Regions from separate parts of the Homo sapiens genome. Here region 2 is linked to region 1. A link is a contact called in ENCODE Hi-C or POLR2A ChIA-PET data. All regions are on one chromosome and are shown on one strand. The core of a region is the stretch at or near the end of the contact, and the rest is flanking DNA. Distances in the headings are between cores, read along the strand shown. Region 1 overlaps PARD3 (par-3 family cell polarity regulator). Region 2 has its middle 47 kb from the start of PARD3-DT.

What was found. Hi-C counts contacts between places; a loop is a spot of excess contacts on that map. ChIA-PET counts read pairs that join two places held with the same protein, here RNA polymerase II (POLR2A). Pooled maps may share reads with other maps.
Region 2: a loop to region 1 is called in a map of PC-3, with 10 times the contacts of the local background. The contact joins two enhancer-like sites. A Hi-C loop is called at or near these places in 1 of 168 maps with a recorded cell type or tissue (PC-3) and 2 of 50 pooled maps. POLR2A ChIA-PET finds 5 or more read pairs at or near these places in 3 of 52 experiments (OCI-LY7, PC-3 and WTC11).

What each region holds. Positions count from the first base shown.
Region 1 is chr10:34,663,503-34,668,839 of GRCh38, reverse strand. All of the region lies in intron 2 of PARD3 (par-3 family cell polarity regulator), which reads left to right. It also overlaps the pseudogene RPL37P18. Among named protein-coding and RNA genes, the nearest start is that of PARD3, 150 kb to the left of the region's middle. Within about 2 kb of position 1,904, at least 3 of the 41 ENCODE cell types and tissues checked have a DNase peak (open chromatin) inside an H3K27ac peak, as active enhancers do.
Region 2 is chr10:34,860,234-34,865,886 of GRCh38, reverse strand. No RefSeq gene overlaps it. Among named protein-coding and RNA genes, the nearest start is that of PARD3-DT, 47 kb to the right of the region's middle. Within about 2 kb of position 4,231, at least 5 of the 41 ENCODE cell types and tissues checked have a DNase peak (open chromatin) inside an H3K27ac peak, as active enhancers do.

The DNA.
Region 1 (5,337 bases), core at 655-3,154:
AAAAAAAAATCAAACTTTTAAAAATTTTTAGTAGAGACGGGGTTTTGCTATGTTGCCCAGCCTGGTCTTGAACTCCTGGGCTCAAGCGATCTTCCCACTGCAGCATCCAAAAGTACTGTGATTATAGGCATGAGCCACTGTGCCTGGCCAAGTTTTTCTTCTTTTGCTTATCAATGAAAATTAAATATGTACCATAAGATATATCTTTGAAGATAAAAGGCTTTGGAGTGTTTTCTTCTTCCTGTGTTTGAATATATATATTGTGGGAGTCAGAATAATGCTATAGAGCCAGGTTTGGAGGAGGAGAGACGTCTGTTTTTCATCTTCCTCTCTCTGCTCTTCCTGGATTTTGAACTCTCTTGAAGCTACTCACATGGATGTGAACTGTGATAGATGACTGACTCCTAGTTCAAAACTTTGATATGATGCAGTGACTATGATTCAGTTGCACTGAGCAGGTTATATCAGGTAGAGAGCACCCACAAAATCTCATGATAGACAATACTATAATGAAAAGAGAAGGGTTCTCCAGAGGAAGGTATTTTTATGCTAGTAACCACAGAACTTTTTTGATAAGGCCAAGAAATTTACTGAGCTTTTTTGATAAGGTCAAGACATTTGCCAGAAAAGAGGCTTGTCTCGGCACATAGTCCTGGAGTCTTGATGGTTTTCATTTGTAGTTGTTGCAGATGAGGAATTATTTGTTGCTTAGCTGTTTTTTTCTTGCATTTACGAACCCGTGGTAGTTACTGTCTTGCTTATTTTTCCACCTTGACCATTTCAGGCCGCTTGAGGACAATCCGTATCCATCCTCACTCCATGCAGGAAGTTAAAGGCTGAGCAGGAGACATGCACCATTAGTGTACTGCACCTCCTCTTCCCCTAGTTTAAGAACATCCCTTCTTCTCATTCCCCTTTATGTAACTTTGGAACATTAAAGCAGCAGATGGTTTCTCCTTCAGGCTGCACGGAGGAGAATGGAGCTTAGCATGATGTGTTATCCTTAATAATGTCATCACAATATTATTTGTTTCTTGTGGAATTTAAAAATAAACATTAGCCTCAGTGGCTGATATTTATATTCTGCTTAATTTGCCATGCCTATTCAAGCTGGCTGTCAATTTTGGGGCTGGTCTTACTGGCCTGGACTAGAAAGATGAGTTTGTCCGATATCACCCCTATGTGAATGCCTTAATGCTTAGAATCATCTAGCAAATACTTTTCCAATATGGCTAGAAACAAAATCATCTTAAATCATTAGGCATTTTTCAGTGCCAAAGGCTATCAAATATCTTTTTTCCCCATTGTGTTTTTATGGTTCAGTGATGAATAGGTGACAATTTTGTAGCCTTAAATTCCTGCACTATCAGTAACACCGTGGTAAATGCCACTGCAGAGAAAGGCACCATTGATCTCCCCACCACTGCCTCTGGGATGCTTTAGACATTGACAGATGTGCTTTGTGAAACCTTGTGGAATGACACTTGGGGTTTGGTCTGTTCTTTCTTTAGAAATGAAACTTTTATTTTTGACCTATTGGCATTTCTTTAGCAGAAAGATCACTCCTACTAGCTATCTAGATTTGCTGCAGATGATTTGTTCATTTTAATGTTTGGATTTTGTTCTTGGATTTTCTAACCTATTTCTCAACTTATGTATCAATAATCTTGTTATACACTACCTGTTCTATGTTGGCCAGGCTGGAGTGCAGTGGTGTCATCTCAGCTCACTGCAACCTCCGCCTCCCGTGTTCAAGCGATTCTCCTGTCTCAGCCTACTGAGTAGCTGGGATTATAGGCATGCGCCACCACGTCGGCTAATTTTTGTATTTCTAGTAGAGACAGGGTTTCACCACGTTGGCCAGGCTGATACCAAACTTCTGGCCTCAGGTGATCCACCCGCCCTGGTCTCCCAAAGTGCTGGGATTACAAGGCATGACTCACTGTGCCCAGCCAAGTTTAGAATATATCTGAAATATTCTAAAAGGTCTGAAATGTATGTTTGTGTGTGTGTGTGTGTGTGTATATATATATATATATATATTTTTTTTTTTTTTTTTTTTAGGGGGAGGGGTAGGTGAGGTGGAAGGTTCTGTATGCAAATCAAGGTCTGGTTTCCAAATTAGGTCCTCCAAACAAGGTCAGATTGAAAACTGAAGGCTTCAGGTTTTGGAACTGTCAATCCCATGTTAGGTGTGCCTGCCCTGTCCCTCTCTTCCTGCCTGGAGGGCTGAGGGTGAGGCGAAGGAGTCCAGAAGCAGAAGTACAACACATGAGGAATCCTTTTGTGGACTCCTGGACGTTAGTAAGGGTGGACCTAAGTATCTGGCAATGTGCTCGGGGTTTTCTTGAGCAATTCCTCGAGTGCCACCTAGAGTCTAGTGGTAATACTGAATTAACTTCTAAGCTTTGTCAAGGAGCATGGAGAACTTGAGATTCTCAGACATTTTTATTCTGTATCATGAAGAAACTCAATAGTAATTGGAATCAGGATCAGTTTCTGGCTGCTTGATCAGCCATGTAATTAGTCAGCATGGTATGAATATGTACATGCCGGAGTTCAGTAATATACCTTCTATACTTAAATGGGGATTTTTCTTTGAGAATTGGCTTTTTTTTTTTTGATAAGATCTTGCTCTGTCATCCAGGCTAGAGTGCACTGGTGTAATCCTGGCTTACTGCAGCTTCCTGGGCTCAGCCATCCTCCCGCATCAGCCTTCAGCCTTCCAAGTAGCTGGGACTACAGGCATATGCCACCATGCCTGGCTAATTTAATTTAATTTTTTTTTTGGTAGAGTCAGGGTCTCACTTGGTTGTCAAGCTGATCTCAAACTCCTGGCTTCAAGTAAGCCCCTTGCCTTGGCCTCCCGTGGTGCTAGAATTATAGGTGTGAACGCCTGGCCTAGAATCTAATCTTTTCTTTTCTTTTCTTTTTGTTCTGTTCTGTTCTGTTCTGTTCTGTTCTGTTCTGTTCTGTTCTGTTCTGTTCTGTTCTGTTCTTTAATTGAGACGAAGTCTCAAAAAGCCCAGGCTGGAGTGCAGTGGCGCCGTCTTGGCTCACTGCAACCTCCGCCTCCTGGGTTCAAGTGATTCTTCTGCTTCAGCCTCCTGAGTAGCTGGAACTATAGGCACGTGCCACCATGCCAGGCTAATTTCTGTATTTTTAGTAGAGGTGGGGTTTCACCATATTGGCCAGGCTGGTCTGGAACCCCTGACCTCGTGATCCGCCTGCCTCGCCATCCCAAAGTGTTGGGATTACAGGTGTGAGCACCGTGCCAGGCCCAGAATTTCTTTTTTTTAAAAATTTTTAAAATTTTTTTGTGATGTAGTTTTGCTCTTGTTGCCCAGGCTGGAGTGCAACGGCACAATCTCAGCTCACTGCAACCTCTACCTCCCAGGTTCAAGTGATTCTCCTACCTCAGCCTCCTGAGGAGCTGGGATTACAGGCATGTGCCACCACGCCTGGCTATTTTTTTTTGTTTGTTTTTTTCAGCAGATACAGGGCTTCTCCATGTTGGTCAGGCTGGTCTCGAACTCCCGACCTCAGGTGATCCACCTGCCTCGGCCTCCCAAAGTGCTGGGATTACAGGCATGAGGTGCGCCCAGCCTTAGAATTTCTTTTTTAGTATGATTATCCCCTAGCTTATTTGAATTACTATTTTAATAAACACGTTCTGGAAATCTTAATTATTAATAACTTTGATTGTATTAGGCATGAAAAGTTAGGCAGATTTTTTTTATTTTAAAAAAAACTTTGTAATTGTGGTTTTACTTATATTGCCTCTATTCAGTAGGATCCCCCTCCCTCTCCCCCTCTCTTTCCCTCCCTGTCTCTGTCTCTCCCTCTCTCTTCACACACACCACACACATGCACACCAGGAAGCAGTTCTGTACTGTCTACAAATTCTCTGTAAGCCATCATAGAAGAGAAGTGAATCAGAGAAGGGGATTCAACATTCTACATGCTAAGACCTGTCCGGCACACACCTCTTCACAGCCTTGTCTGAAGTGACAGACTGTAGCAATTGCTAATTTGACTAAGAAAAAGGTTTCTGGGCCAGGCATGGTGGCTCAGGTCTGTAATCTCAGCACTTTGGGAGGCCAAAGTGGGCAGATTACCTAAGGTCAGGAGTTCGAGACCAGCCTGGCCAACATGGTGAAACCCTGTCTCTACTAAAAATACAAAAATTAGCTGGGTGTGGTGGCACATGCCTGTAATCCCAGCTACCCAGGAGGCTGAGGCAGGAGAATCTCTGGAACCCGGGAGGCAGAGGCTGCTGTGAGCTGAGATACCACCGCACTCCAGCCCGGGCAACACAGGGAGACACCTTCTCAAAAAAGGCCAGGTGCAGTGGCTTACGCCTATAATCCCAGCACTTTGGGAGGCTGAGGTGGGCGGATCACAAGGTCAGGATTTTGAGACCAGCCTGACCAACATGGTGAAACCCCACCTCTACTAAAAATACAAAAATGAGCCGGGCCTGGGGGTGCACACCTGTAATCCCAGCTACTTGGTAGGCTGAGGCAGGAGAATCGCTTGAACCTGGGAGGTGGAGGTTGCAGTGAGCCGAGATCACGCTACTGCACTCCAGCCTGGGCAACAGTTCGAGACTCTGTCTCAAAAGAAAAAAGAAAAAGGTTTTCGATTGCCTTTGCTATTGATTCAGACAGTGACATAACCAAATATATTAAAAAGAACTCCCACCTCTGGTCTCTTTGGTCTCGGCGGCAGAAGCGAGATGAGGAAGGGAGTGTCATCCTTAGGGAAACATCGCAGCTGGACACACTCCCTGTGCTGCTGCGGCCCTGAGGCCCCAACCTGCTAAGCCAAGAGAAGGCAGAACTGGAGTGCCAAGGCGAAAAGACGAAGCAACACCAGGGCTGGTTGAATGAGGCGCCTAAACATTGTACACTACAGATTCAGGCCTGGGCTCCGTGAAGGACAGCACCCAGACCCAAGGGCCAGCTACTGCACCTCATCTTCAGAATTTCAGTGATTGGTCATGGAATACATGTTCTGTTTTTTTTTTTCTTTTAAAGAATTCTTTGGGAATAACAAAAACTGAGGGGGAAATGAAAAGTTTTGTGGATGAATAGAAGAATGACACAGCTTCTTTAAAATGTTTGACACTTCTGGAACCTCTGAAGCATAAACAGGGTGCCACCCCACTGTGTTCAGTGGGCCTGTCAGCTCCATCTTCGTCTAAAATCAGATGCTTGGAAGTAGAGAAGGAACTTTTTTTAAAAATTTTTTATTTTTGTGGATACGTATTAGGTGTGTATATTTATGGGGCATAAGAAATATTTCGGTACAGGCATGTGATGACTAATAACCACA
Region 2 (5,653 bases), core at 2,982-5,481, 190 kb before region 1:
TATAAATCTCATTGTAAATAAAGAATATGGACCAGGCATGGTGGCTCACACCTGTAATCCCAGCACTTTGGGAGCCCGAGGCAGGTGGAAGCTTGAGCTCAGAAGTCCAAGGCCACCTTGGGTGACATAGCAAGACCCTGGCTCTACAAAAGAAAATTAAAAATTAGCTGGGCTTGGTGGCACACATCTGTACTCTCTGCTACTCAGGAGGCTGAGGTGAGAGGATTGCTTGAGTCCAGGAGGTCGAGGCTGCAGTGAGCTGTGATTGTGCCACTGCACTATAGCCTGGGTGCCAGAGTGAGACCTTGTCTCTAAAAATACACATACACACACGGTAAAGGAAAGCATTTAGGGTAAGATAATTGCTTGTATAGAAAAACAACCAAGTCTAAGCACTTAACTTGAAATAAGGATTAAACACACTTAGATAGCTCTCTTAAATGGGAATAAAGATTGTTTTCTTGGCCCGGCACGATGGCTCACGCCTGTAATCCCAGCACTTTGGGAGGTCAAGGCGGATGGATCACTTGAGGTCAGGAGTTCGAGACCAACCTGACCAACATGGTGAAACCCTGTCTCTACTAAACATACAAAAAATTAGAGGCAGGAGGATCAACTGAGGTTAGGAGTTCGAGACCAGCCTGGCCAACATGGTGAAACCCTGTCTCTACTAAAAATACAAAAAATTAGCTGCGTGTGGTGGTGGGCCTCTGTAGTCCCAGCTACTCTGGAGGCTGAAGCAGGAGAATTGCTTGAACCCAGGAGGTGGAGCTTGCAGTGAGCCGAGATCATGCCATTGCACTCCAGCCTGGGCAAAAGCACGAGACTCCATCTCAAAAAATAAAAATAAAAAAATTGTTTTCTCTTAATGTCATCCTATCTTATTGGAGACTCAGTATTCTCCCGTGGAGAACTTTTATTCAGCATAAACACAAAGCGAGACCTGAATGGGCACTGTACCCTTTCTCTATTCTGATCTCCTAAAAGCTCAAGACACTTCTGAAACAGAACATTTTGTTATTTGGAAAGTTTCCAAAATCAGTGAATTATTTGCTGTCTGGAGTTCAGCCTTTGGAAAGCAAGTGCTTCTACTAGATTTTCTATAACTATGGCTTTAACTCATGGGTCTTTTCCTGCTATATTTTGTTCTCTTAACTTTTACCAAGCACCACTTTTTTCGTGTGTGAGATTTTTCACTCTGCAGCACTTCACGTAGGGCTAGATTTTGACTCTATGGCTTGTTGGCAGCTAACTGCCACTGTTTTATTGATAGTTTCTGACCGGGATTAGATTTACTTCCAGATGCTGTGAACAGATAGGCAAGGATACACCACTCATTACATTTACAAGTACTTTTTTTCGAAGAAGTTATTCATCACAATAACAATACGCGAGCCATCTCCTTATTAATGCCCAAACTACCCAGTTAAAGCAAGTGTTAAGACAACAGAAAACGCTAAAGAACTATTTACTACAGTACCTTGTCACTCACGTGGAGTAAGCTCTTTCTTCCACCTACAGACTGTCCTAGGTTATTTTTATGACTTCTGAAACCATCTGTTCTAACCTGCTCTCTGCTGCTCTTTGGAATACAGATGTTAATTACCTTTTCAACATTTTGCTGCTCCTTGCTTAGAGCCTCAAATTGAATTTGTTTTTTTTTCCCTAGTTTTTTGTTGCAGCAAAACTCAAGACTCTTCTCTCTCAACCATTTTATTTAGAGGGACACGGATCTGCTCTGTTGGGAGGACAACGGAAATGACACTTCCTCTGTCTGCACTTAGTACCCAACTAACATTAAGCCTTCTCCCTCTAAGCTGAATACGATAACCTGAATTATAAACATCTGAAACGTGTTTTTTTTTTTTTTTTTTTTGGAGATAGAGTCTCCCTCTGCACCCAGGCTTGAGCGAAATGAGGCAATCTTGGCTCACTGCAACCTCAACCCCCTGGGCTCAAGTGATCCTCCTACCTCAGCCTCCCAAGTAGCTGGGACCATAGGCATGCACTCATGCCTGGCTAATTTTTGTATTTTTTTGAAGAGACAGGGTTTTGCCATGTTGCGCAGGCTGGTCTCAAAATCCTGGGCTCAAGTGATCCTCCTGCCTTAGCCTCCCAAAGGCAGGGATTGTAGGCATGAGCCACCTCACCTGGCCTGAAACGTCTCTCTTCTATTTTTTATTTTTGAGACGGAGTCTTGTGTTCTGTCCCCCAGGCTGGAGTGCAGTGGTGCAATCTCGGCTCACTGCAAGCTCCACCTCCTGGGTTCACGCCATTCTCCTGCCTCAGCCTCCAGAGTAGCTGAGACTACAGGCGCCTGCAACCACGCCTGGCTAATTTTTTGTATTTTTATTAGAGACGGGGTTTCACCGCGTTAGCCAGGATGGTCTTGATCTCCTGACCTTGTGATCCGCCCGCCTCGGCCTCCCAAAGTGCTGGGATTACAGGTGTGAGCCGCCGCGCCCGGCCTGAAACATCTCTTAAACAGGATGCCTGTAAATAGGCCAGGTATGGTGGCAAGACTCCGTCTCAAAAAAAAAAAAAGAAAAGAAATTAAGTATTTGTTATTTGATAACGTCTTATAAAACTTTTTGCTAATTAAAATTCTTCATATTACAAAAAACTGCAGAGGGAAGAATGTCTTACAGTTGAAAAGAGTGGACTTTTGTGCAGTTGAGGGAGCTCTTGAATTTTATGATTCTGCTGCCTTGGTAGTTGATAATTGAGCTAAACAGAAAGAAAACAGTGGGAAAAGAAAAGGTCATGGTGCTAGACAAGAATCAATTCTCAACAAAGTGTTTGCTGAACAAATAAATTAAATGGGCTGGGTGTGGTGGCTCACAGCTGTAATTCCGGCACCTTGGAAGGCCAAGGCAGACAGTTTGCTTGAGCCCAGAAGTTTGAGACCAGCCTGGGTAACCTGGCAAAACCCTATCTCAACAAAAAATAAAAAATTAGCCGGGCATGGCGGCTTGCACCTGTAGTCCCAGCTTCTCGGGAGGCTGAAGTGGGAGGATCTCTTGAGCCTGGGAGGTTGAGGCTACAGTGAGCCATGATCATGCCACTGAATGGCAGCCTGGGCAACAGAGCAAGACTCTGGGGGTGGGGGGGAAAAAAGAAGAAAAAGGAGGAGGAGAAGAAGAAATTAAATGGAGAAAAGAAAGGGACCCTGAAAACTTAAAAACAGGGTTACAATGGACAGGATCACAGAGCTTCTGGGATAAAATTCTACTAAAAATGGCCAGGCGTGGTGGCTCATGCCTGTAATCCCAGCACTTTGGGAGGCCGAGGCAGGCAGATCGCTTGTGGTCAGAAGTTTGTGACAAGCCTGGCCAACATGATGAAATCCCCTCTCTACTAAAAATACAAAAATTAGTGGGGCATAGTGGTGTATGCCTGTAATCCCAGCTACTCAGGAGACTGAGACAGGAGAATCTCTTGAACCCAGGAAGTAGAGGTTGCAGTGGGCTGAGATTGTACCACTGCACTCCGGCCTGGGTGACAGAGCAAGACTCGGTCTCAAAAAAAAAAAAAAAAATCTATTTAAAACACTCAGAGTACCCCATTTTGAACTCGAGTATGGTTTTGTAATGGGAAGAAACGTGTTTCTTCTTTGATTAAATTCTGAAGGATAAAAATAAAGATGAACAAGAGGAAACAAATGAGATGACGAACAGAAGATGAAGGCAAAGAGAAGAAAAAAGACTACTTTTTTAACACTGTTAAAGACAGTGTTTGCAAATTATGTAAATTTTTTCACTTTTCTTTTCTGTTTTTCTCTCTTGCTTTGTTTCCTTCGTTCTAGCATTTAAACTCTGAGTTCCAAAGGGAAGTTTAAGTGCAATTTGGAAGTACGTTAAGTAAGACAACACCAGGTGGCAAATAGCAATTTAATTCTCCTTGCCAGCAGAGCTAAAGACTTAGTGTGCTCTTTATTAGGAGAGCTGGGGGTGGGCAAGATGCCTGGAGAGAGAGAGGGCGGTAGGAAAAGGCCATTTAGTGTGTGTTGTGATGAAGGATGCACAGCAATTGTTTGGGTTTTCAAAAGAAATTATTTTAATGCATGCATTAATTCTCCTTTTCATCTCACTGCCTGCCAGAAAATTGGTTGTACAAGCGTTCAAGGCATTTTCCCTGGACCAGATATTTACACAGGAGTACTGTGTTGACATTATGTGGCTTCGGATTTCAGCGGGCAGGCTGATGCCTCTTGGGACATGTAAGTGCAGAAGGCAAGGCCTGCCACGCCCGTGAGAAGGGAGCCAGCTTCAGAGAGGGCTCCAAGGTTCATATTTGTTCTCCAAACCAAGTCAAGGGTGGTACTTTTTGTTTTGAAAATATAAGGGTCTGCTTCTGAACTCTTCCATGCATTTATATCCTATTTGGGTTTTATCCAACGGGAAAATTGGGTTTGGGGGACCCCTAAAAACTGTCTTTTAATTTTTATGTATTTATTTATTATTTTTTGAGACAACGACTTGCTCTGTCTCCCAGGCTGGAGTGCAATGGCACAATCTCAGCTCACTGCAGCTTTGACCTCCTGGGCTCAAGGGATCCTCCCAGCTCAGTTTTCTGAGTAGCTGGGACCACAGGTGTGCGCCACCAGGCCCAGCTAATTATTGTATTTTTTTGTAGAGATAGGGTCTCGCTGTGTTTCCCAGGCTGGTCTCAATGTCCTGGGCTCAAGTGATCCGCCCACCTCAGCCTCTCAAAGTGCTGGGATTACAGGCGTGAACCATGGTGCCCAGCCTCCAAAAACTATATAGATGATGATAAATAAATATCATTTAAGATAAAGTATTGCAGTTATACTTTTGGGAAATAGAAAAAAAAAGATAGTCCGGAAGATATAGCTGTTGATACTGTTGTTATTTTGGCTCCTATGACCATTAGAATCGTCAGCCCCTCTCCCTCTGCAGAAGTCCCTGGAGCTCTGTCTTCATCCTTGGCAGGGAGACCCTTTAACTTTTTTCTTTATTTTTCTTACTCTTTTGTGAAGGCCATTGAGTATGAATTGAAGAAGCAGGTAGAAAGTTTTTCTGTTGGCTGGCTGCAGTGGCTCAGGATAGTAATCCCAGCACTTTGGGAGGCTAAGGCGAGAGGATCACTTGAGCCCGGGAGTTTGAGATCAGCCTGGGCATTGCAACAAGACCCCATCTCAGTTTTTTTTTTTTTAAAGGACATTTTTCTCAAAGGAACTGAATATAAAAAGAGAAACATGCAGATGCGGGGGATAATTTGGTAAGATTTGGAGAGTGGGCACTCTGTCCGACAGCCCCACTGCCATGAAACAGGTTATCCAGAGACCTGCATCTGCGGTGGTCATCCAGAGTGGCCCTCAGACAAACCCAGGAGTGCTGGTGCCTTCACCTCTCCCACCCTACCCTGTCCACAAAGCGGGTTGCATTGCCTCAGTTACAGGAGGAGACCACTGAGGTCTGGGCACAATTTTTTTTCTGTCACCCAGGCTGGAGTGCAGTGGTGCAATCTCGGCTCACTGCAACCTCTGCCTCCCAGGTTCAAGCGATTCTCCTGCCTCAGCGTCCTGAGTAGCTGGGATTACAGGTGCACGCCACCACACCCGGCTAATTTTTTGTGTTTTTAGTAGAGATGGGGTTTCACCATGTTGGCCAGGCTGGTCTCAAACAAACCT